3 separate regions of the Homo sapiens genome follow, and all the other regions are linked to region 2. Evidence: read pairs that join two places in POLR2A ChIA-PET (ENCODE). Cell type or tissue: B cell. All regions are shown on one strand. Links, peaks and the distances in the headings refer to the core of each region. The heading gives the core; the rest is flanking DNA. Region 1 has its middle 23 kb from the start of BCAT2. Region 2 overlaps ARHGAP35 (Rho GTPase activating protein 35). Region 3 overlaps ARHGAP35 (Rho GTPase activating protein 35).

What was found. ChIA-PET counts read pairs that join two places held together with the same protein. Peaks named below come from ENCODE experiments on the same cell type or tissue, not always from the same donor. Only the 100,000 strongest peaks of a DNase experiment are listed, where the experiment ranks them.
Region 1: POLR2A ChIA-PET joins it to region 2 with 11 read pairs; 2 of 35 experiments call an interaction of 5 or more read pairs at or near these places.
Region 3: POLR2A ChIA-PET joins it to region 2 with 12 read pairs; 13 of 35 experiments call an interaction of 5 or more read pairs at or near these places.

Annotation. Positions count from the first base shown.
Region 1 is chr19:48,784,600-48,792,100 of GRCh38, reverse strand. No RefSeq gene overlaps it. Among named protein-coding and RNA genes, the nearest start is that of BCAT2, 23 kb to the left of the region's middle. In B cell, for the core only: a CTCF peak has its summit at 3,790 (motif pointing left); a DNase peak (open chromatin) is centred at 3,800.
Region 2 is chr19:46,889,142-46,896,642 of GRCh38, reverse strand. All of the region lies in intron 1 of ARHGAP35 (Rho GTPase activating protein 35), which reads right to left. Among named protein-coding and RNA genes, the nearest start is that of ARHGAP35, 32 kb to the right of the region's middle. RefSeq lists a silencer at 3,569-3,648. In B cell, for the core only: no CTCF peak of the experiment used is centred there; a DNase peak (open chromatin) is centred at 3,812; H3K27ac peaks cover 418 bases.
Region 3 is chr19:46,951,301-46,958,801 of GRCh38, reverse strand. All of the region lies in intron 3 of ARHGAP35 (Rho GTPase activating protein 35), which reads right to left. Among named protein-coding and RNA genes, the nearest start is that of NPAS1, 65 kb to the left of the region's middle. In B cell, for the core only: no CTCF peak of the experiment used is centred there; a DNase peak (open chromatin) is centred at 3,251; H3K4me3 peaks cover 553 bases; H3K27ac peaks cover 1,011 bases.

The sequences.
Region 1 (7,501 bases), core at 1,506-6,505, 1.9 Mb before region 2:
GGGTGAGGTGGCTCACGCCTGTAATCCCAGCACTTTGGGAAGCCGAGATCAGGAGATCGAGACCAGCCTAGCCAACGTGGTGAAACCCCATCTCTACTAAAAATACAAAAATTATCCGGGCGTGGTGGCGCATGCCTGTAATCCCAGCTACTCGGGAGTCTAAGACAGGAGAATTGTTTGAATCCGGGAGGCAGAGGTTGCAGTGAGCCGAGATCACGCCATTGCACTCCAGCCTGGGCAACAAGAGCAAAACTCCATCTCTAAATAAATACATAAATGAAATAAAAATACAGAAAATCGCCAGGCATCATGGCGCATGCCTGTAATCCCAGCTACTTGGAAGGCTGAGGCAGGAGAACCACTTGAACCCAGGAGGCAGAGGTTGTAATGAGATGAGATCGTGCCACTGCACTCCAGCCAGTGTGACAGAGCAAGACTCTATCTCAAAAAGAAAATAAAAATAATAAAATTAAAAAAGAATTCACAAGCGTCACCCCTACATATATATATACACACATGTATATCTATAGGCTGGAGTACAGTGACGCATTCAGTGTACTGCAGTAATCACTGCAGCCTCGACCTCCCAGACTCAAACAATTCTCTCACCTCAGCCTCCCAAGCAGCTGGAATCACAGGCATGTGCCACTATGCCTGCCTAATTTTTTATTTTTATTTTTGTAGAGACAAGGTCTCAATATAATGCCCAGGCTGGTCTCAAACTCCTACGCTCAAGTGATCCGCCCATCTTATCCTCCCAAAGTGCTGGGATTACAGTCATGAGCCACTGCACTGAGCCTAATTTTATTATTTTTTATTTTTTGTAGAGACAAGGTCCCACTAGGCTGATCTCAAACGATCCTTCCACCTTGGTCTCCCAGTGTTGAGGTTACAGGCACGAGCCACCACCCCCAGCCTAAGAGACTATCATCAATGATTTTTTTTTCTTTTTTCTTTTCTAGAGCAGGTACAATGTAATCAATTATTATTATTATTATTAAGACCGAGTCTTGCTCTGTCACCAAGCTGGAGTGCAGAGGCATGATCTTGGCTCACTGCAACCTCTGCCTCCTGGGTTCAAGCAATTGTCCTGTCTCAGCCTCCCGAGTAGCTAGGACTACAGTTGTGTGTCATCACACTCAGCTAATTTTTTTTTTTTTGTTATTTTAGTAGAGAAGGGGTTTTACCATGTTGGCCAGGATGGTCTCTATCGCTTGACCTCACGATCCACCTGCCTCGGCCTCCCAAAGTGCTGGGATTATAGGCGTGAGCCACCGTGCCTGGCCATCAATTTATTATGATGATGATGATGATTTTTGAGATGGAGTCTCAGTCTGTCACCCAGGCCAGAGTGCAGTGGCGCAATCTTAGCTCACTGCAATCTCTGCCTCCTGGGTTCAAGCGATTCTTTTGCCTCAGCCTCTCGAGTAGCTGGGATTACAGGTGCCCGCCACCAAGCCCGGCTAATTTCTTTTTTTTTTTTTTTTTGAGATGCAGTCTCACTCTGTCACCCAGGCTGCAGTGCAGTGGCGCCATCTCGGCTCACTGCAAGCTCCGCCTCCAGGGTTCACGCCATTCTTCCTGCCTCAGCCTCCCGAGTACCTGGGACTACAGGCGCCCGCCACCACGCCCAGCTAAATTTTTTGTATTCTTAGTAGAGACGGGGTTTCACCGTGTTAGCCAGGATGGTCTCGATCTCCTGACCTTGTGATCCACCCGCCTCGGCCTCCCGACGTGCTGGGATTACAGGCGTGAGTCACCGCGCCCGGCCTTTTTTTTGGTATTTTTAGTAGAGATGGGGTTTCACCATGTTGGCCAGGCTGGTCTGGAACTCCTGACCTCAGGTGATCCGCCCGCCTCAGCCTCCCAACGTGCTGGGATTACAGGCGTGAGCCACCGTGCTCAGCCTCAGTGATTTTTGAGAATGTGAAGGGGTCTTGGGACCAAAGGGTTCAAGAACTGCTATCCATGAGCAGTGCTGGGCACACAGTGAGTAGGTGTGAGTGTTGGCGCTGCAGCTCACTTTGGAAAATAACTTTGTGTTGGTGCCTCATGCCTGTAATCCCAGCATTCTGGGAGGCCAAGGCAGGAGGATTACTTGAGCCCAGGAGTTCGAGACCACCCTGGGCAACATAGTGAGACCCCCCCTCCTCTACAAAAAATAAAAAAATTAGCTGCATGTGGTGGCGTGTGCCTATGGTCCCAGCTATTCGGTAGGCTGAGATAGGAGGATGGGTTTAGGCCAAGAATTCCAGGTTGCAGTGAGCTGTGTTCATGCCGCTGCACTCCAGCCTGGGTAACAGAGCAAGACCCTGTCTCAAAAAAAAAAAAAAAAAAGAAAGAAAGAAAGAAAGAAAAAGAAAAAAAAGAGTCCAATTCTGTGAGAAAATGAATATCTGCAAAGAATAATTTTTTTTTTTTTTTTGAGATGGAGTCTCGCTCTGTCACCCAGGCTGCAGTGCAGTGGCGCCATCTCGGTTCACTGCAAGCTCCGCCTCCCGGGTTCACGCCGTTCTCCTGCCTCAGCCTCCCCAGTAGCTGGGACTATAGGCGCCCGCCACGACGCCTGCCTAATTTTTTGTATTTTTAGTAGAGACGGGGTTTCACCATGTTAGCCAGGATGGTCTCGATCTCCTGACCTTGTGATCCTCCAGCCTCGGCCTCTTAAAGTGCTGGGATTACAGGTGTGAGCCACCAGGCCCAGCCAGATTAAATCTTTAATTATAATTTAATTATATAAGACTTAGGGTACTATAGGCCTTCATGGCTTTAGAAAACATTTTTCAAAATATTTAAAGACATTTTCATGCTTAAGGATGTCTTCATTTTAAAATAACAAACAGGACTAGGCGCCGTGGCTCACGCCAGTAATCCCAGCATTTTGGGAGGCCGAGGTGGGTGGATCACCTGAGGCCAGGAGTTTGAGACCAGCCTGGTGAACATGGCGAGACCCCTGTCTCTACTAAAAATAGAAAAATTAGCCGGGTGTGGTGGCGGGCACCTGTAATCTCAGCTACTCTGGAGGCTGAGGCAGGAGAATCACTTGAACCTGGGAGGTGGAGGCTGCAGTGAGCTGAGATCACAACGCTGCACTCCAGCCTAGGCAACAGAACAATACTCTGTCTCAAGAAAAATAAATAAGTGTGTGTGTGTGTGTGTGTGTGCGCCCAAGATTAGGACACAAAGAATCACACAGGCATAATGGGGCCTAAAAACTGTTTTTTTTTTTTAACTGTTTTTTTTTTTTTTTTTTTTTGAGATGGAGTCTCGCTCTGCCGCCCAGGCTAGAGTGCAATGGCGTGATCTCGGCTCACTGCAACCTCCGCCTCCCAGGTTCAAGCAATTCTCCTGCTTCAGACTCCCGAGTAGCTGGGACTACAGGTGTGAGCCACCACACCGGGCTAATTTTTGTATTTTTAGTAGAGACGGGGTTTCACCATGTTGGCCAGGCTGATCTTGAAGTCCTGATCTCAGGTCATCCTCCTGCCTCAGCCTCCTAAAATGCTGGGATTAAGCCATGAGCCACTGCGCCCGGCCGTTAAACTGTTTTATAAGCTCTGTGTGTGTGTGTGTGTGTGTGTGTGTGTGTGTGTGTGTGTGTGTGCTTAAGACAGTCTTTCTCTGTCACTTAAAAAAAAACCTGGTAAATAGCGGGCCCTACCTTTCCTACTGAAAAATAAATAAATAAATAAAATAATAAATCCAGGTAAATACATCTCAGCTGTAATAACCCAGCCACAGCGTGCTGTGTGTCAGGCCACGCTGTGGTGTGCCTGCAGCACCATCTGGTGGTCAGTGTTGAGTATAAAGTCAAAGGCCAAAAGAGGAGAAGGCCGGGCGCAGTGGCTCACACCTGTGATCCCAGCACTTTCCGAGGCCGAGGCGGGAAGATCACTTGAGGTCTGGAGTTTGAGACCAGCCTGGCCAACATAGTGAAGCCAGCCTGGCAGGAGAATCCCTTGAACCCGGGAGGCAGAGTTTGCAATGAGCTAAGATTGAGCCACTGCACTCCAGCCTGGGTGACAGAGTGACACTGTGTCTCAAAATAAATAAATAAGTAAACTAAAAATAAAAAATGGAAAACTAAGGAAAGAGGCAATTTACAGAGTGAGTCTCCAAATACAATTTCATCAGTTAGCAATGTGTAAAAATTAAAGTAGAGCTTCCTCTTCAAAGAGACTTTCCTCCTCGTCTACTTAGGAATAAATAGTAACTTCTCTTAGACGCAAAATGTATTCAAAGACCTGTGCTAACATTCTTAAATATCTGCTAGCCGTAATAAAGAAATCAGTGTACTTTATGTTTTTAGCTCCCACAATTTACCCTAAATATTTGCCCTGGCATGCTTATACTGGTCCAAGCAAGCATTAGGTCACAGCCTGTTCCTCTTCCTTATTTGAAGGTGTTTTTACCTTTCTCAGCATTCCACAAGTCACTTCCCCCTTCCTTTGTTCTCCTCTGCCTTTGCCTCTTTTAAAAAGTTCCAAGTTGCTAGCCAGTTGGGACAAATACAGAATGTGAGGTCCCGTTCCAGCCAATGGAAACCCGACACGGCAGTAGAGTGGATGCGTCAGGTTATAAATGACCCTGTCTCCTTTGTTCGTTGTACTCTTGTGGCAAAACTGCTGGCGAGTGTACCTTTTCTGCAGAAAGTAAAAATGGCCTTGCTGGCCGGGCTCAGTGGCTCATGCCTGTAATCCCAGCACTTTGGGAGGTCAAGGCGGGCGGATCACCTGAGGTCAGGAGTTTGAGACCAGCCTGACCAACATGGAGAAACCCCGTCTCTACTAAAAATACAATATTAGCCGGGCGTGGTGGTGCATGCCTGTAATCCCAGCTACTCGGGAGGCTGAGACAGGAGAATTGCTTGAACCTCGGAAGCCGAGGGTGCAGTGAGCTGAGATTGTGCCATTGCACTCCAGCCTGGGCAACAAGATCGAAACTCCATCTCAAAAAATAAAAATAAAAATAAAAATGGCCTTGCTGAGGAAATTAATGTTCAAGTGCTATGTCTTTTTTTTTTTTTTTTGAGGCGGAGTCTCACTCCGTTGCCCAGGCTGGAGTGCAGTGGCACGATCTCGGCTCACTGCAAGCTCCGCCTCCCAGGTTCACGCCATTCTCCTGCCTTAGCCTCCCAAGTAGCTGGGACTACAGGCACCTGCCACCACGCCTGGCTAATTTTTTTTTGTATTTTTATTAGAGACGGGGTTTCAACGTGTTAGCCAGGATGGTCTCTATCTCCTGACCTTGTGATCCACCCGCCTCGGCCTCCCAAAGTGCTGGGATTACAGGCGTGAGCCACCGCGCCCGGCCTCAAGTGCTATTTCTTTATGGCACCAAGGAATAAGCATTTCTAACAAATGTGTGAGTGGTTAAAACCATTTTTAGGGCATTATACAAGTTTACAAACATCTCAAGGGATGAGTGTTTGGAAAGACTCCCCTGAGGTGATGTAACACTGGCTGGCTGATCATAGTGGCTCAAGTTTGTAATCCTAGCACTTTGGGAGGCCGAGGCGGGTGGATCACCTGAGGTCAGGAGTTGGAGACCAGCCTGGCCAACATGGTGAAACCCTGTCTCTACTAAAAATACAAAAATTGGCCCAGTGTGGTGGTGGGCAGTAATCCCAGGTACTCAGGAGGCTGAGGCAGGAGAATCACTTGAACCCCGGAGGCACAGGTTGCAGTGAGCCGAGATTGTGCCATTGCACTCCAGCCTGGGCGACAGAGTGAGACTCCATCTCAAAAAAAAAAAAAAAAAAAAAAATAGAAACACTGGCTTAGGCAGGGCGCGGTGGCTCACATGTGTATTCCCAGCTTTTTGGGAGACCGAGGCAGACAGATCACTTGAGGTCAGGGGTTCGAGTCCGGCCTGGCCAACATGGGGAAACCCTGCCTCCACTAAAAACACAAAAATTAGCCAGGCTTGGTGGCAGGTGTCTGTAATCCCAGCTATTTGAGAGGCTGAGGCGAGAGATTCGCTTGATCCCAGGAGGCAGAGTTTGCAGTGAGCCAAGATGACACCACTGCACTCCAGCCTGAGTTAGACTCCATCTCAAAAAAGAAGAAAACAAAACAAAACAGAAACACTGGCTTAGGCATTTATGAAAAACCCACAGCAAACATCCTACTCAATGGTGAAAGACTGACAATACACAAAAGAAAGAAAGAAATTCGTAACAGACATAAATGGAAAGACATCCCAAGTTTATAGACTGGAAGACAATAGTATTAAGATGACGATGCAGCTGGGCACGGTAGCTCATGCCTATAATCCCAGCATTTTGGGAGGCTGAGGCAGGAGGATTGCTGGAGCCCAGGAGTTTAAGATCAGCCTTGGCAACTGATATGGTTTGGCTCTGTGTCCCCACTGAAATCTCATTATGAATTATAATCTCAGCGGGTCCAGGGAGGGACATGGTGGGAGGTAACTGGATCGTGGGGGCAGTTTCCCCCATGCTGTTCTCGTAGTCATGAGTGAGTTCGCACAAGATCTGATGGTTTGAAACTGTGGTGGTTCCCTCCTCTAGCTCTTTCTCCCTCCTGCCACTATATAAGACGTGCCTTGCTTCCCCTTCCCCTTTTGCTATGATTGTAAGTCTCCTGAGGACTCCCCAGCCCTGTGGAACTGTGAGTCAATTAAACCTCTTTTCTTTATAAATTACCCAGTCTCGGGTAGTTAGTTTTAACAGCATGCACCTGGTCTCTACAACAACAACAACAAAAACTTAGCTGGGTATGGTGGCACCTGCCTGCAGTCCCAACTACTGAGAAGGCTGAGGTGGGAGGATTGCTTGAGCACGAGGTCGAGGTTGCAGTGAGCCATGGGGTCGTGCCACCACACTCCAGCCTGGGCAACACAGTAAGGGCCTGTCTCAAAAAAAAAAAAAAAAAGTGATCTAGTAACTGAATTTAATCCATATCAAAATTTGAACATCTGGCTGGGCGGGGTGGCTCACAACTGTAAATCCCAGCACTTTGGGAGGCTGAGGTGGGCGGATCACCTGAGGTCAGGAGTTCAAGACCAGCCTGGCCGACATGATGAAACCCCGTCTCTACTAAAAATACAAAAATTAGCCAGGCATGATGATGCCTGTAATTCCAGCTACTTGGGAGGCTGAGGCATGAGAATCACTTGAACCCGGGAGGTGGACGTAGCAGTGAGCTGAGATCGCACCACTGCACTCTAGCCTGGGTGACAGAGAGAGACTCCATCTCAAACAAACAAACAAAACGTGCAGAATGCTAAAGACTAAGCAAATAAGTAATAGCTACCATGTCCAGAGGCTTCCTCTAAGCCCGCTAGAAGGCACTGCCCTACAGTATTTCTCTCGTTTCCACTTGTGCAGATAAGAATACTGAAATTCAGAAGTCTCCTGCCCCTGGTTACTCCAGTAGTAAGAGGTGGGGGAACTCAGGCTCTCTCTCTTCATTGCCCACATCCTGAACCACTGCTCATGTTATATGCCCATATTTTGCATGTAAATTCAAAAGATTTAGGC
Region 2 (7,501 bases), core at 1,379-6,378:
GGCTTAACCCCAATACTGCACTGCTGCAAAGCCAGAATGGACAAAAACAGCTGCTGCACAGCGTGAGCTTTCTGGAGAAAACAGAAGCTACAACTGCTCTAATCCACTTGCTCTTTTACCAAAGCTCTCCACTGTGAGGGAAACAGTCTCTTATGTACCTAGATGCAAAACTTCATAATATATTTCCCACAATATTTTGTATATGTACCTTATGCTGCTCAAAGTACTATTACAAAACTTGCCTTCTTAGCTTTTATTTGAGACAGGGACTTGCTGTTGCCCAGGTTGGAGTGCAGGTGCAGTGGCGCAATAACCACTCACTGCAGCCTTGACCTCCCGGGCTCCGGTGATACACCTCAGCTGGGACTACAGGTGCACACCATCACGCCTGGCTAATTTTTTGTAGAAACAGGGTTTCACCATGTTGCCTAGGCTGGTCTGAACTCCTGAGTTCAAGTGATCCTCCCACCTAGGCCTCCCAAAGTGCTTGGGATTACAGGTGTGAGCCACTGTGCTGGGCTTCCTTATAGCTTTTTTTTTGAGACGGGGTTTCATTCTTGTCACCGAGGATGGAGTGCAGTGGCGCGATCTTGGCTCACTGAAACCTCTGCTTCCTGGGTTTAAGCGATTCTCCTGCCTCAGCCTCCCGAGTAGCTGGGACTACAGGCATGTGCCACTAAGCCCAGCCAATTACGTATTTTTAGTAGAGATGGGGTTTCACCATGTTGGCCAGGCTGGTCTCAAACTCTTGACCTCAGGAGATCCGCCTGCCTCAGCCTCCCAAAGTGCTGGGATTACAGGCATGAGCCACCGCACCTGGCCTTCCTCACAGATTTTTAAATCCACCCGGGAAGGGTAAGTATTCTCTTCATTTCACAGACAAGGGCATTGGGACCTGGAGACTAAATTATTTGCCCAAAGTCAGAGGATTCAATATGCTCTCTCCTCAATAGGATTACTGATATCACCCAAGCCTCACAGAAGAACAGAATTTCTGCCAGAGTTAACCATAAAGACCATTTCTAATTGATGGGAAATGGTCGCCTTTCAACTTCAGTAACTTGCAATTAAGGATATCATTTTACTTGCCTGAGCATTAAATTGTGAGAAAACACCAACGTGCACTTTTCTTAATTTCCCAAACCATAGAAGGGATAAGATGCTATAAGATTTTGCCCGGCTGGGCGCGGTGGCTCACGCCTGTAATCCCAGCACTTTGGGAGGCCGAGGCGGGTGGATCACGAGGTCAGGAGATCGAAGACTATCCTGGCTAACACGGTGAAACCCCGCCTCTACTAACAATACAAAAAAATTAGCCGGGCGTGGTGGTGAGCGCCTGTAGTCCCAGCTACTCGGGAGGCTGAAGCAGGAGAATGGCGTGAACCCGGGAGGTGGAGCTTGCAGTGAGCCGAGATCGCGCCACTGGACTCCAGCCTGGGTGACAGAGCGAGACTCCGTCTCAAAAAAAAAAAAAAAAGATTTTGCCCTTAAATTTCAGCTTTTTTCCCCCTCATCCAATTGCAAAAATTCATTTCTATTTACACAGAAAGTATACCTTTAAAAAAAAGTTACCAAAAAAATATGAAGCTCACTATTCTGGAAATACTCTTTCAAGGCTTCAGGAAAAGTACCTTTCCTACCAACTAGCAGTATTCACATAAATCCTAAGGGTCTGGCCCTCCTATAAGGATGATGATAAGTTAAATACTATGGGAAGAAAATCAGTCTCAAATTTAAAGGAATTAAAATGCCTGTAGTAAAAATCAGTGAGTAGGTGAAAATCTAGAAAATCTCTCTCTATTATCTCAATCTCAAGGACCATTACAAAACGGCAGAGTAAGACATGACATAGGAGACAGCAGAAAAAGATACATGGCTTTCCTTTCACTAAAAGTATGGCCGGGCGTGGTGGCTTGCACCTGTAATCCCAGCATTTTGGGAGGCTGAGGCGGGCAGATCACCTGAGGTCAGGAGTTCTAGACCAGCCTGGTCAACATGGTGAAATCCCATCTCCAATAAAAATACAAAAATTAGCTGGGTGTGGTGGCACATACCTGTAGTCCCAGCTACTCGAGAGGCTGAGGCAGGAGAATCGCTTGAACCCAGGAGGCAGAGGTTACAGTGAGCAGAGATCGTGCCACTGCACTCCAGCCTGGGCAACAGAGCGACTCCGTCTCCAAAAAAAAAAAAAAAAAAACCAAAAAACAGGATAGAGTGTAAACCAAAGTCAATTACATCTAAAGTTTTTCAAAGGAAAAAATAAAAACTGCTCCAAGGAATGAGTCATAAAGTGATATTTATAAATCAAGAATATCTTAGAAATTTCACATCATTGATCCACTCTCAAAAACTAACCTCAAGGTAAGAATCTCACTTCATCAAGTTATTTTTTCTAAGTTCACCAGATCTAAAGAAAGCTTGACTTTGTCCATGAGCTTCCAAGTAGTGTGGAAAATAATTTTCCTTGAAATCCACAGGCAAGGGATTGCATCCTAATTGCATCATTTGCTCTTTGTTTTGAGGATACTGGAGATAATTCTAAGGACAAGGGAGAGAGTTGTGCTTAAAAATACTCAGCCTAATCACAAAATGGAACCACTTCAAGAACAACTGCACCCTGAATTTATGGTAAAAAAAAATCCCAAATCAGTAGAGAAGTTTGGTTTTTCCCTGACAAGCAGCCTTCACCAATATAAAGTTGTATTTAAGAATAATGGCAGAGACAGTTTGAAATCTTAAAAAAAAAAAAAAAAAAAGAGAAAGAACGAACGAACGAACTTATGTTAAGGCAGAAACAAAATATCCAAAATATCCATAAATAAATGGACTTCCCCCCCAATACATTTTTCACTGGTGAAGATGATATTACAAACCTACATCCCAATCTAGCTAAAGGATCACTTATTGAAAGATTTAAGTCCCCAAATCTACCTAAACCCTGGGATCATTAGTTCATACTCCTATTGGTACAATTCAATTTTAAACTTTTAAAAAACCTAAGTCAAAACCAAGGGGGGCAAAACCAAGGGGGGAGAGAAGTATTCATAATAAACAAGGTAAGTGTGTTTTATAATCTTTAAAGTGCTTTCTCATTTGATCCTCAAAACAATCCCAAGCAGAAGTTGGTGCCCATTCTTCAGATGACAGAATCACAGCATTTTAAGGCTAGAAAGGACTAACTTCCCACCCAATGCTTCCCACTAGAAAAGAAGGGGTCTTGTCTGGTGGCAACCTACTATATTCCCAGGACCTAGAGTAGTACCTGGTATACGGTAGATGCTCATCAACATCACCTCTATTATATGTTCAAAAAGTCCAACCCGAACAGTTTTTGAAGGTGTTAACTCCAGTCCAGAAGTGATATGACCTGGCCAAGACCTTATGGCTGGCTACCTGTTCCCCACACTCCTGCTTCCTAACTCAGGGCAGGCTCCTCCCCCTATTCAGGTTGTCAGTGAAACTCTAAGGGTTTCCCAAGCTCCCCCGCAGAATTCACTGGTATCTGAAAATTTTAATTTATAGCCTTCTCCCTTACACAGGTGTTTGTTTCCTTCATATGTATCACTCTTCACTTAGTTCCACAACCCTTTATTTAGCACCTACCATGTGCAAAGGACCATGACGGTGAAGGATCCGAAGATGAGAGTCAGTGCTCTCCAGGGAGTTATAAGCTGATGAGAACTCTAAAAGGCAACACCAGGAAGCTCTGATGCATGGAGAACTGGACTTACAAATGTTGGGAGAAGAGATACTCTAGGCAGAGGGACCTCATGAACATACAAAGCCTGAACACAGTGTTCAGGAAAAAGCAAGTGGTCCGGCCTGATTGCAAGGTACAGTGCAGAGACGCCCCAACTCAGAATCAACCTATGGAAAGAACTATGAGGACAAGCAGCTAACAATTATTTAGGTGGTTTCTTACTTCTTACTTCCTCCTGATACCACTTTCCTTTATACTTGTCCCACCTACTCCTGGCAGAAAAAAAAAAAAAAAAAGCAGCCAACAAAAACTTCTGAATATTCTCCCTGTATCTTCATTACATACTTCGTACTTTAGAAAATTGCTCTCAGTAATATCTTATTATAATGGACAATTTCAGGATCAAAGGTACCAACTGTGGCTCCATACCCACCCAACAGGTCCATTAACCAATTTTTTTTTTTTTTTTTTTTTGAGACAGGGTTTCACTGTTACCCAGGCTGGAGTACAGTGGCGTGATCATGGCTCACTACAGCCTAGACTTCCCTCCAGTGATCCTCCCACCTCAACCTCCCAAGTAGCTAGGACTACAGGTGTGTGCCAGCACACCTGGCTTTTTTTTTTTCTTTTTTTTTTTTTTGAGACAAAGTCTCGCTCTGTCGCCCAGGCTAGGTGCAGTGGTGCGATCTCGGCTCACTGCAACCTTTGCCTCCCGGGTTCAAGTGATTCTCCTACCTCAGTCTCCCAAGTAGCTTGGATTACAACAGGCATGCCACCAGGCCTGGCTAATTTTTCTTTTTTTTTTTTTTTTTTTTTTTTAGTAGAGACAGGGTTTCACTACGTTGGCCAGGCTGGTCTCGAACTCCTGACCTCAGTGATCTGCCTGCCTCGGCCTTCCAAAGTGCTGGGATTACGGTTGTGAGTCACTGTGCCCGGCCAACACCTGGCTAATTTTTGTATTTTCGGTAAAGACAGGATTTCATCACGTTGCCCAGGCTGGTCTCGAACTCCTGAACTCAAGCAATCTGCCTGCCTCGGCTTCCCAAAGTGGTGGGATTAAGGCGTGAGCCATCGCGCCTGGCCAGTTAACCAATTCTTAATCTTTTGGCAGTTAAGAATCCCTTTGACAATCTGATAAAAACTTGAACACTTTCTCCCAGAAAATAGAATGGACTTACACAAAAAATTCAGGAACCCTGGATTAAGAACCTTTGCCCTGGCCGGGCACAGTGGCTCATGCCTGTAATCCCAGCACTTTGGGAGGCTCAGGCGGGCAGATCACGATGTCAAGAGATTGAGACCATCCTGGCCAACATGGTGAAACTCCGTCTCTACTGAAAATACAAAAATTAGCTGGGCATGGTGGTGCTAGCCTGTAGTCCCAGCTACTTGGGAGGCTGAGGAAGGAGAATCGCTTGAACCCGGGAGGCGGAGGTTGCAGTGAGCCGAGATTGCACCACTGCACTCCAGCCTGGTTACAGAGCGAGACTCCATCTAAAAAAAAAAAACAAAAAAAAAAAACTTGCCCTAGCAAAAAGCCTAAGAAAAGTGGCCAAAAATGAGAGATTGAGCCACTGTTTCTAACTAGGAATTCCAAACTCCCCCATTCACATAAGTAGAATACTCCTTCTTCTGCACAACATAATAATTATCCTTAATGAATCAATAAAGTGAGGGAATTCCTCCATGGTTTATAATCCTCACCTGCTAGTAACAATACAACTTCCATTTATTGGGCTCTACTATGTGGCAGAAGTCCTGGAGGGCGGGTGATAGTTATATCCCCATTTTGTACATCAGAAAACCAAGGCTCAGAGGTATCAACTGACCTGGCCAAGGCTACCCAGATGGAAAGTGGCAGAGCTGGGTTTGGAACTCTGGTATTTTGATTTCCAAAGCCCAACTATCCTACCTCCCACCAGAGGGAAGCTTATTACCATACTGACTACTGGGAGACAGCAAAGAATATTGCCAAAGAGCCACAACCCAATCATTTCCATCTGCTCTTCTAGTAAGTAAACAGTCCAGTCCAAGGGTCCAGTCCAGTATTACACACCCTCTGGGCATCCAATAAATACCTCCTGAGTGACTAAGGGCAAACAGAACCGTATACTGTTGTCGACAGAAAAGTAGAGAAATAGAGTCAATAGTTTTTAAGTGAGTTCCATTTGAATACATGTGTCACAGCTACAGCCTCAGTCACTGTCGTGTTTCCAACTGTACCTCTCCAGTTTGGCAAAGGCCCCAAACACCTAATCTGTTACACCCTCTCATGCAAAGGTTTGCAACCCATCAATGAGCTAATGAGATGAATCAACAGTGAAATTTCAATGAAACATAGTCTAGATAACCTCTCCTGTGTTCCTGTTCTACCCTGTATATCCTCTATGACTTTGGCCATGACACTATATAATAGCTGTTCCCAGGAGACTAACAGCTACCATTTCTGAGCACTTACATGTGTATCACTAAAAGCCTCTAAGGGCCAGGATCTGGTCATTTCATCTCTCTATGACCACTGCCCAGCATGGGCCTCAGCATATAAATACATGACAAATGAATGAATACTTGCACCTAGAAATACAGTAATCATTATTTCAAATAGAAAGACATTTTTACTAAACAATGACAGAAAAGATGAAGATTTAAGAGCCATAATACCCAAGCTTCCAAAAAAGAAAGCTTACATACTCCTCCTTAGATGTTCAACAATAGAGTTCTTTGCATCAAGGACCCCTCCAAATAAGTATCAGGGAAAAATAAAAGGCAGGTCTCAATCTAGAACAGTAAAGTAAAACGGAGACAAAATGAGGCCATGGGGCTCAGTGTTACTCTAAGCCAGTGGTTGTAGTCTTTTTTGGGTCATGGATTCCTTTGAGAATTTGATGAAATCTACAAATTCTCTCTCTGCAGAAAATATACAGACCCCAAAATTCAGCATATACTCATTCTGAAAGCATCATAGACACCCCTGACCCAACCCCTTAAGGGTCTACAGAACCTCAAGTTCCTATAACCTTTGCTTAGAATCTGCACGTCTAGCCATGTCTCACTAGAGGCAACCCAAAACACTAACCATTTAGTTTTTCAGCGGTCACACTGTTAAAGAAAGCTGAAGCAATGGCTTTAGTACTTGTAATGTTTCACCACCCACCACAATGGCCTCTACTCTTTTTTTTTTTTTTTTTTTTTGAGACGGAGTCTCGCTCTGTCGCCCAGGCTGGAGTGCAGTGGCGGGATCTCGGCTCACTGCAAGCTCCGAATGGCCTCTACTCTTGTTTCCTGATTCATGTGGTTGAGCCACAGTAACACACTGTGGGGTGAGGATATTCTATTTTCCCCTACTAGAAAGTAAGAAATTCAAAAGCAGGAGCCATGTCTGATAGTGCTATGTATACCACCTAAGGCGGTGCACATTTTATATAATTAATCGCTGTTGATTGGTTTACTAAAGAACGGTTCTTTGTCTTTGTTTTTGTTTTTTTGAGATGGAGTTTCACTCGTCACCCAGGCTGGAGTGCAGTGGTGCGATCTTAGCTCACTGCAACCTCCACCTCCCAGGTTCAAGGGATTCTCCTGCCTCAGCCTCCTGAGTAGCTGGGACTACAGGCACACGCCACCACACCAACTTTTGTATTTTTAGTAGAGACAGGGTTTCACCATGTCGGCCAGGATGGTCTTGATCTACTGACCTCGTGAACTGCCCACCTCAGCCTCCCAAAGTGCTGGGATTACAGGTGTGAGCCACAGCGCCTGGCCATGCCTGGCTAATTTTTTGTATTTTTAGTAGAGACAGGGGTT
Region 3 (7,501 bases), core at 1,141-6,140, 62 kb before region 2:
AGAAGGCATGCAATTGCAGTTCTCAAAAGCAAATGCTTCACTACCAGGGTGCAAAACCATTGTTTCAAACAGTGGGAACTGGTTCAGGGACTCCTGACTGAGCCTTCCTCAGATCCCATCTGGTGTGCAGGATCATACATACAGGTCCAATGTGCAGGAAGCGGTCAATCAACGAGGTAGAGCAACAGAGAGCAACTGCCTGGAGCAGCTCTCCGATGGCCAGTTCCAGATGTCTGAGGAAAAAGCCTCGCAGTGTCATCCACACATAAAATATTTAAGGAAAACTCCTGCTAAGCTAGGCCCTCCTCCCATAGTAGTTTTCTACAAATTTGTTAGACTAGGAAGGAATCTTCAAAGAGAAATAATTTAAAAAGGATCTGGCACACACTAAACCATACACTTTTTTTTTTTTTTTTTGAGACGGAGTCTTGCTCTGTCGCCCAGGCTGGAGTGCAGTGGTGCGATCTCGGCTCACTGCCAAGCTCCGCCTCCTGGGTTGACGCCATTCTCCTGCCTCAGCCTCCGGAGTAGCTGGGACTACAGGCGCCCGCCACCATGCCCGGCTAATTGTTTTGTATTTTTAGTAGAGACGGGGTTTCACCGTGTAAGCCAGGATGGTCTCGATCTCCTGACCTCGTGATCCGCCCGCCTCGGCCTCCCAAAGTGCTGGGATTACAGGCTTGGGCCACCGTGCCTGGCCTTAAACCATGCACTTAAAAATGATTAAGATGGTGGCCAGGCATGATGGCTTGGGCCTGTAGTCCCAGCTACTCAAGAGGCTGAGGCAGGAGGATCGCTTAAACCCAGGTGTTTCAGGCTGCAGTGAGCTATGATCGCACCACTGCACTCCAGCTCCCTCCTCAGTGTTCTCACAGTATTTTGAACATAAGAAATCTCCCTCCTTCTATACCTATTCCCCCATTCTCATTTCCTAACTCCTAATAGCAGAGACCATGCCCTATGCATTATCTTCTGGCCTGCTGGAGAGGCTCATTAAACATCCTCATTGCACGAATGCGAGAAGCACAGATCCTGAACTAACAGTCAGGTGTGTTCTGATGCCAGCACCAATCACCTTGCCACTGTACCAAAATAGTTACTGTGCCCAATCTCACAAATTTATTCATCCTATTTAGAGGAATAAATCATCTAAGCCACACATTTAACAGTTTAGTTATTTATTTATTTTTGAGATAGGGTTTAACTCTATTGCCGGTCTGGAATGCAGTAGCGTGATCGCAGCTCACTGAAGCCTTGAGCTCCCAGGCTCAAGTGATCTTCCTACCTTAGCCTCCCAAGTAGCTGGGACTGCAGGCACATACTACCATGCCTGGCAAATTTTTTATTTTTTGTACAGGCAGGGTTTCCCTATATTGCTCAGGCTGGTCTCAAACTCCTGGGCTCTAGTGATCCTCCTGCCTCGGCCTCCAGAAGCACTGGGATGGTCACTGTGCCCAGCCCTACTTAACAGTTTAAATCACACTTTTTAAAAATGATGAAGGATGGTACCATTTGAATAGCAGTGTTAGAAAGTCTGCTTTGGCCGGGCGCAGTGGCTCACGCCTGTAATCCCAGCACTTTGGGAGGCCGAGGCGGGTGGATCACGAGGTCAGGAGTTTGAGACCATTCTGGCTAACATGGTGAAACCCCGTCTCTATTAAAAATACAAAAAATTAGTTGGGCGTGGTGGTGTGTGCCTGTAGTCCCAGCTACTCAGGAGGCTGAGACAGGAGAATGGTGTGAACCCGGGAGGCGGAGGTTGCAGTGAGCCGAGAGATGGCACCACTGTGCTCCACCCTGGGCGACAGAGCGAGACTCCGTCTCAAAAAAAAAAAAAAAAAAAAAGTCTGCTTTAAGAACAGCTAATGATAATTTGTAATTAGTAAGATGAGAGCTATACATATGCCTCAAATGTTTAGAAACCACTGGTTAAACGTAGGAAGATATATGCATACATAAAATACTGCTTATCATCATCATGCCTGTTTAACAGATGAGGAAACTGAGGCTTAGACAGGGTAAGTCACTTGCCCCAGATCACACAGCTACTGGGTAGCAGAGCTAGGCCTGGCATCCAAAGAGACTGACTCCATGTGGCTGCTCTTAATCACACTGATGTATTACAGTCTGAGCAGCCCTCAACCAAAATAGTTGGGACCAGAAGTGTTTCAGAATTTGGAATATTTGCATATAAGTAATGAGGTATCTTGAGGATGCGGTTGGGTGTGGTTGCTCACGCCTGTAATCCCAGCACTTTGGGAGGCCGAGGCAGGAGAATTGCTTGAACATGGGAGGCGGAGGTTGCAATGAGCTGAGACCGTGCCATTGCACTCCAGCCTGGGTGACAGAGTGAGACTCCCTCTCCAAAAAAAAAAAAAAAAAGATATCTTGGGGATGGGACCCAAACCTAAACACAAAATTTATTATGTTTCACATATACCTTATACACACAGCATAGAAGGTAATTTCATAAATTTTTTTTTTGAGACAGGGTCTTGCTCTATCACCCAGGTTGCAGTGCAATGGTGCAATCTCAGCTTACTGTGGCCTCTGCCTCCCAGGCTCAAGTGATTCTCTCACCTTAGCCTCCCAAGTAGCTGGGACTACAGGTGCACGCCACCACACGTGGCTAATTTTTGTATTTTTAGTAGAGATGGCGTTTCTCCATCTTGCCCATGCTGGTCTCAAACTCCTGGGCTCAAGTGATCTGCCCGCACTGGTCTCTCTAAGTGTTGAGATTACAGGCATGAGCCACTGTGCCCTGGCCTCGTGCATGAAACAAAGTTTTGACTGTGACCACATGGGGTCAGGTGGGGAATCATGTTGGTGCTGAAAAATGTTCAGATTTGGGGCATTTTGGATTTCAGATTAGGGATGCGTGACCTGCATTTACCCTGTCTTGTTATATGATGGTCATACATGGGTGTAGTATGCAGGCTCATTTTTACTTAAAAAATACTTTCAAGAGGAAAAATTTGACAATCATACAGCAATTACCATTTTTTAAAAAGGAAATCATTTTTTTCTTAAATGGTTTAAAGGGTTGCTCTGTAATCTAGCTTGTGTTATTTAAATGCTGAGTAAGTCCTTCCCTTCAAAGATCACTCTGATGATAAAGCATAAAGCTTCCTGCCACAAATACAGGAAGTATGAAATACTGCACTCCAGCCCGGGTGATGGAAAGAAACCCTGTCACAAAACAAAACAAAAAACATCGTATGAAATTACCTTCATGCTATGTGAATAAGGTATATATGAAACATAAATGAATTTTGTGAGGCTAAAATTAGGAAGGTACTGTTGGTCTGACATAGCTGCTGCCAAGAAGGCTGCTGAAAGGCTGGCTGTGTGGGGGCAATGGCGACTCCTCTCAGGCTCTGTCTGTCACGGAGAGGGTGACATGAAATAATGCTTATCAATGTTAGCTATCCTCATCATTATTGTTATTCAAACAGCTACTACCACATCCTTGCCATCTGATTATGTTCATCTCTGCCCATTTAAAAGTTTTCCAAACTAGACGAACTTATCATTAATACCTATACTTAATATAATGCCCCACTATCCCTCCCCCGCTAGGAGTTGTATCACATGGACGGGGGCGGCTTAGAATCAAGGACTGTTACATTGAGTTCTGCTCAGGCTGGGTCTTTTGCCTTCTTCTTCTTCTTCACCTCGTGTTAGTGATATTGAAACGACAATAATAAATACACAACCTACTTTTTCAAGTCAGACCCTGCCAGAACTATGCCTAAGACTATCCAAGGCTCAGAAGAATTTTGAATTTACCCAGATTCAGGGTCCTTCACTGGCTTCATGGGTTACGGAGAAGTAAGTGCTCTCCACAGATAGCCCAGCCCCAGGAAGTGAAACACCTCATTATTGATTAAGCCCAAACGGCTCCTGACAGCCGTAACAGAAGAAAAGGTTTTCTGTTGTGGCTTTTAAAACAAAAAACAGATCACAGAACAGAAACACTGATTGTAGTTTCAGTTATCAGGAGCTTTGGACTATGTACTAGAAAGGTCTTGTTTCAACCAAATTGCAGCTTACATGAAAAGATAAATTGTGTGAGTTTGTTTGTTTTTTAAAAACTGTTGGGAGGCTACGAATTTAAATAGCCAAAGGATGCCAGCCAAGAGTGAAAGAACGCAAACTGGGGTGAAATCACAAGGCCTTGCACCATCTTTGTTTGAAAAAGTGGGATTCAGTTGTCTGATACCCAGTCAGCTTACATTTCAAACAGTAAACCACCTGGGAGCCGGGCACTACACAAAGGCGTGAGCTCATCTCTTCAGACCACGGCTCTCAAGTGGCATTTGTCCACGTCTTCGTCCACCTGTCTCAGCCCTTCTGACTTTCAGTTGCCTCAATTCCCATTTCTGCTGACCCAATTGCTGTGTTCTGGTCATGTGGACACAAAGATCCCTGATGGAGGACTCTGGAGAGCCAGGTCCCATGGGGACACATGAATCAGGAAAGAAGGGGCCCCTGCCTTAAGGCTCTCAGGTGTTCTGATGCCTGAGTTGGTCACCTTGCCATCTGTCTTAGCTGCTTGGGTTGCCATAACAAAATACCACAGACTGGGTGGCTTCAACAATAGCTCTCTTTTTCTCATGGTTCTGAGGGCTGGGAAGTCCAAGATCGAGGGGCCAGCCTATTTGGTTTCTGGCAGGGCCCTCCTGCTGGCTTACATACAGACAGCTGCCTTCTCGTGTCCTCACATGGCAGAGGGAGGAGAGCAAGCTCCCTCCTGTCTCTTCTTCTAAGGAGTGACAGACAGAAACAGTATCCCTAACACAAGGGGACAGCTACTATAATCGAGGCATGTCTAGAGTGTGAAGGCTTCGGAAAGGATGGGAATGTGTTAGATGGGAGAGGAAACAACATATTAGGCAGCAGGAACAGTGTTTAACAACGACGCAGAGGCACGACACCGTGTGAAGGTGCTAAGGAGTCCAGTGTGAAGGAAGATGGGCTTGGAAAGACAGGGTTGGACGGGAAGTGACCCGTCTGCTTACTGTGCTGAATTCTTCCAGCTGGGCTCCAACCTGGGCTGCCCCCACACTGGAGTGTGCTACTCTACCCTTTCAAGTATGAAGGAGGGGTTTGGTTGAACCCATGCCGGCAATATGGGGGACTGGGTATACATCCAGAGAAAGGAATAGCAGAATGGAGAAAGATTTGCAGAAAGGCAGCTAGAACAAGAACACACAAGTCCTCAAGGGCGAGGACTGTTCTCTACAGAGCAGCCAGTTATTTTATTAAGCAAAGGCCAAGTCCTGTCCCTCCACTCCAAACCCCTCAATGGCTTCTTACCTCACTCAGAGTAAAAACCAAGCTCTTTCCCAGGAATGTCCTGGCCTCTGGACGTTTGCACTTGCTGTTCTCTCTGTCTGAAAGGTTCTTCCCCAGGAAATGGCATGGTTCTCTCCCCCATTTCCTTCAGGACCTTCTCAAAAGCCACTCTTCCCCAGCCCTCCTTATCTAAAATGTTAATGTTCACCCCGGACATTTCATACCCCACCTTTCCTGCTTCATTTTTTTCCTTCCCAAACACTAATCACTAAGGTTCTTTACATTTTACTTCTTATTATCTGTCTCCCCCCGGGTTATAATGTATGCCACACGAGGGTGAGGATTTTGTCTGTCTGGTCCAATGCTGTATCACCAGCATCTTAAACAGTGCATGGCACATAGTATAAGATGCTCAATATATACTTGCTGAATATGCGAAAAAAGGAGTGTCTTCACAGTCCTCCAGCTCTCTGGAGCCAGGCAGAGAAATAAATGCACAAAGGACCACTTAAAGAGTGATGTAGGGCCAGGCATGGTGGCTCATGCCTGTAATCCCAGCACTCTGGGATCACTCAAGGTGGGCAGATCACTCAAGGCCATGAGTTCAAGACCAGCCTGGGCAACACGGCGAATCCCCATCTCTACAAAAAATACAAAAACTGCTGGGCGTGGTGGCACACACCTGTGGTCCCAGCTACTCTGGAGGCTGAATTAGGAGGATCACCTGAGACCCAGGAGGTCGAGGCTGCACGCTGCGAGCTGAGATCGCACCACTGCACTCCAACCTGGGCAACAGAGGGAGACCCTGTCTCAAACAAAACAAAACACAACACAACAAAACAAAAACAATCCTCATAGTCCTAATAAGGTGGGCATTATTATTAGCTGCATTTTGCAGAGGAAGAACAGAGGCTCAGCAATGTGAAAGAGTTTAGCCAAGTGGCAGAGCTGGGATTTTTGTTTGTTTCGTTTTAGATAGTTTTCTTGTTAAGCACGTGGAAATACTTTGCACATTTGAGAATTACTGACTTCTTAAATGCTCTTTTGGAGAAACAGCGAATCATTCATGTAATATAAACACAATTACAGATTATTTTGCAGGAACTTTTTTAGTTATGGGGCTTACTTTTCATAAGATAAATAATAGTTCCTGCTTTCAAATCATTTTGACAATTTATTTGGAGGATCATAAATTTAAATTGAACAGCACAATTAATGTAATAAATGACACACTCATTCAGAACTTTGAGTATTCATAGTTTTAATATTCTATTCTAAAAATAATGTATTTTAAAAATGGATACATAATTATACCTATTTACAGGATACATGTGATATTTTGATACAAGGATACAATGTGTAATGATCAAATCAGGATGATTAGGATATCCATCACCTCAAATATATATCGTTTCTTTGTGTTGGCAACATTTCACATCTTGCAGTTATTTTGAAATATACAATAAATTACTGTTAACTATAGTCATCCTACTGGGCTATCAAACACTAGAACTTATTCCTTCTAACTGCATTTTTATATCCATTTAAGCATCCTCTCTTAATCCCCCATCCCCCTTCAGTTGGGATTTTAAACCAATTGTACCAATTCCAAAGTCCATGCTCTGACCCGCCCTGCTATGACATGAGGAATGCAGAAGGGAGAACAAGTCACGTGGGCTACTCTCCCTGGGGAGACACCCATACTGGGTCTTGAAGACCAGGAGCCTCTGCATGGGGGACTTGGCAAATGAAGGGGATGGCCAGCACAGGGGCCTGCCTAGAGTGGAAGATGCATCTTAGATCATTTCAATAATAACACCAACAACAGTAGCAAATTGACTACTTACAACCTGCCAGGTACTGTTATGAGGTCTCTAACATACTGAATCATCTCATGACTCAAAGTACCATCATTATCCCCATTTTATGGTCAAGGAAACTAACAATGGAGAAGTTAAATATTTGCTTGTAAGCAGCAGAGCTGGGATTTGATTCCAGACAGTTTGGCTCCAAGTTTGTCCTGTACATACTATACACTAGCAAGAAAAAAAAAGGCCATCAAAACACACATGGCACAACCATGCACATGCGCAGTCCCCAAGGGCATGCCTCAAAAGTACTCAGTTGGTTTCTCTGGGCACGTCCCACAGTTCCTTTCGGTACAGCTGCATTCTGTACTTTCCCCATCCCCGCCCCCTGTCCT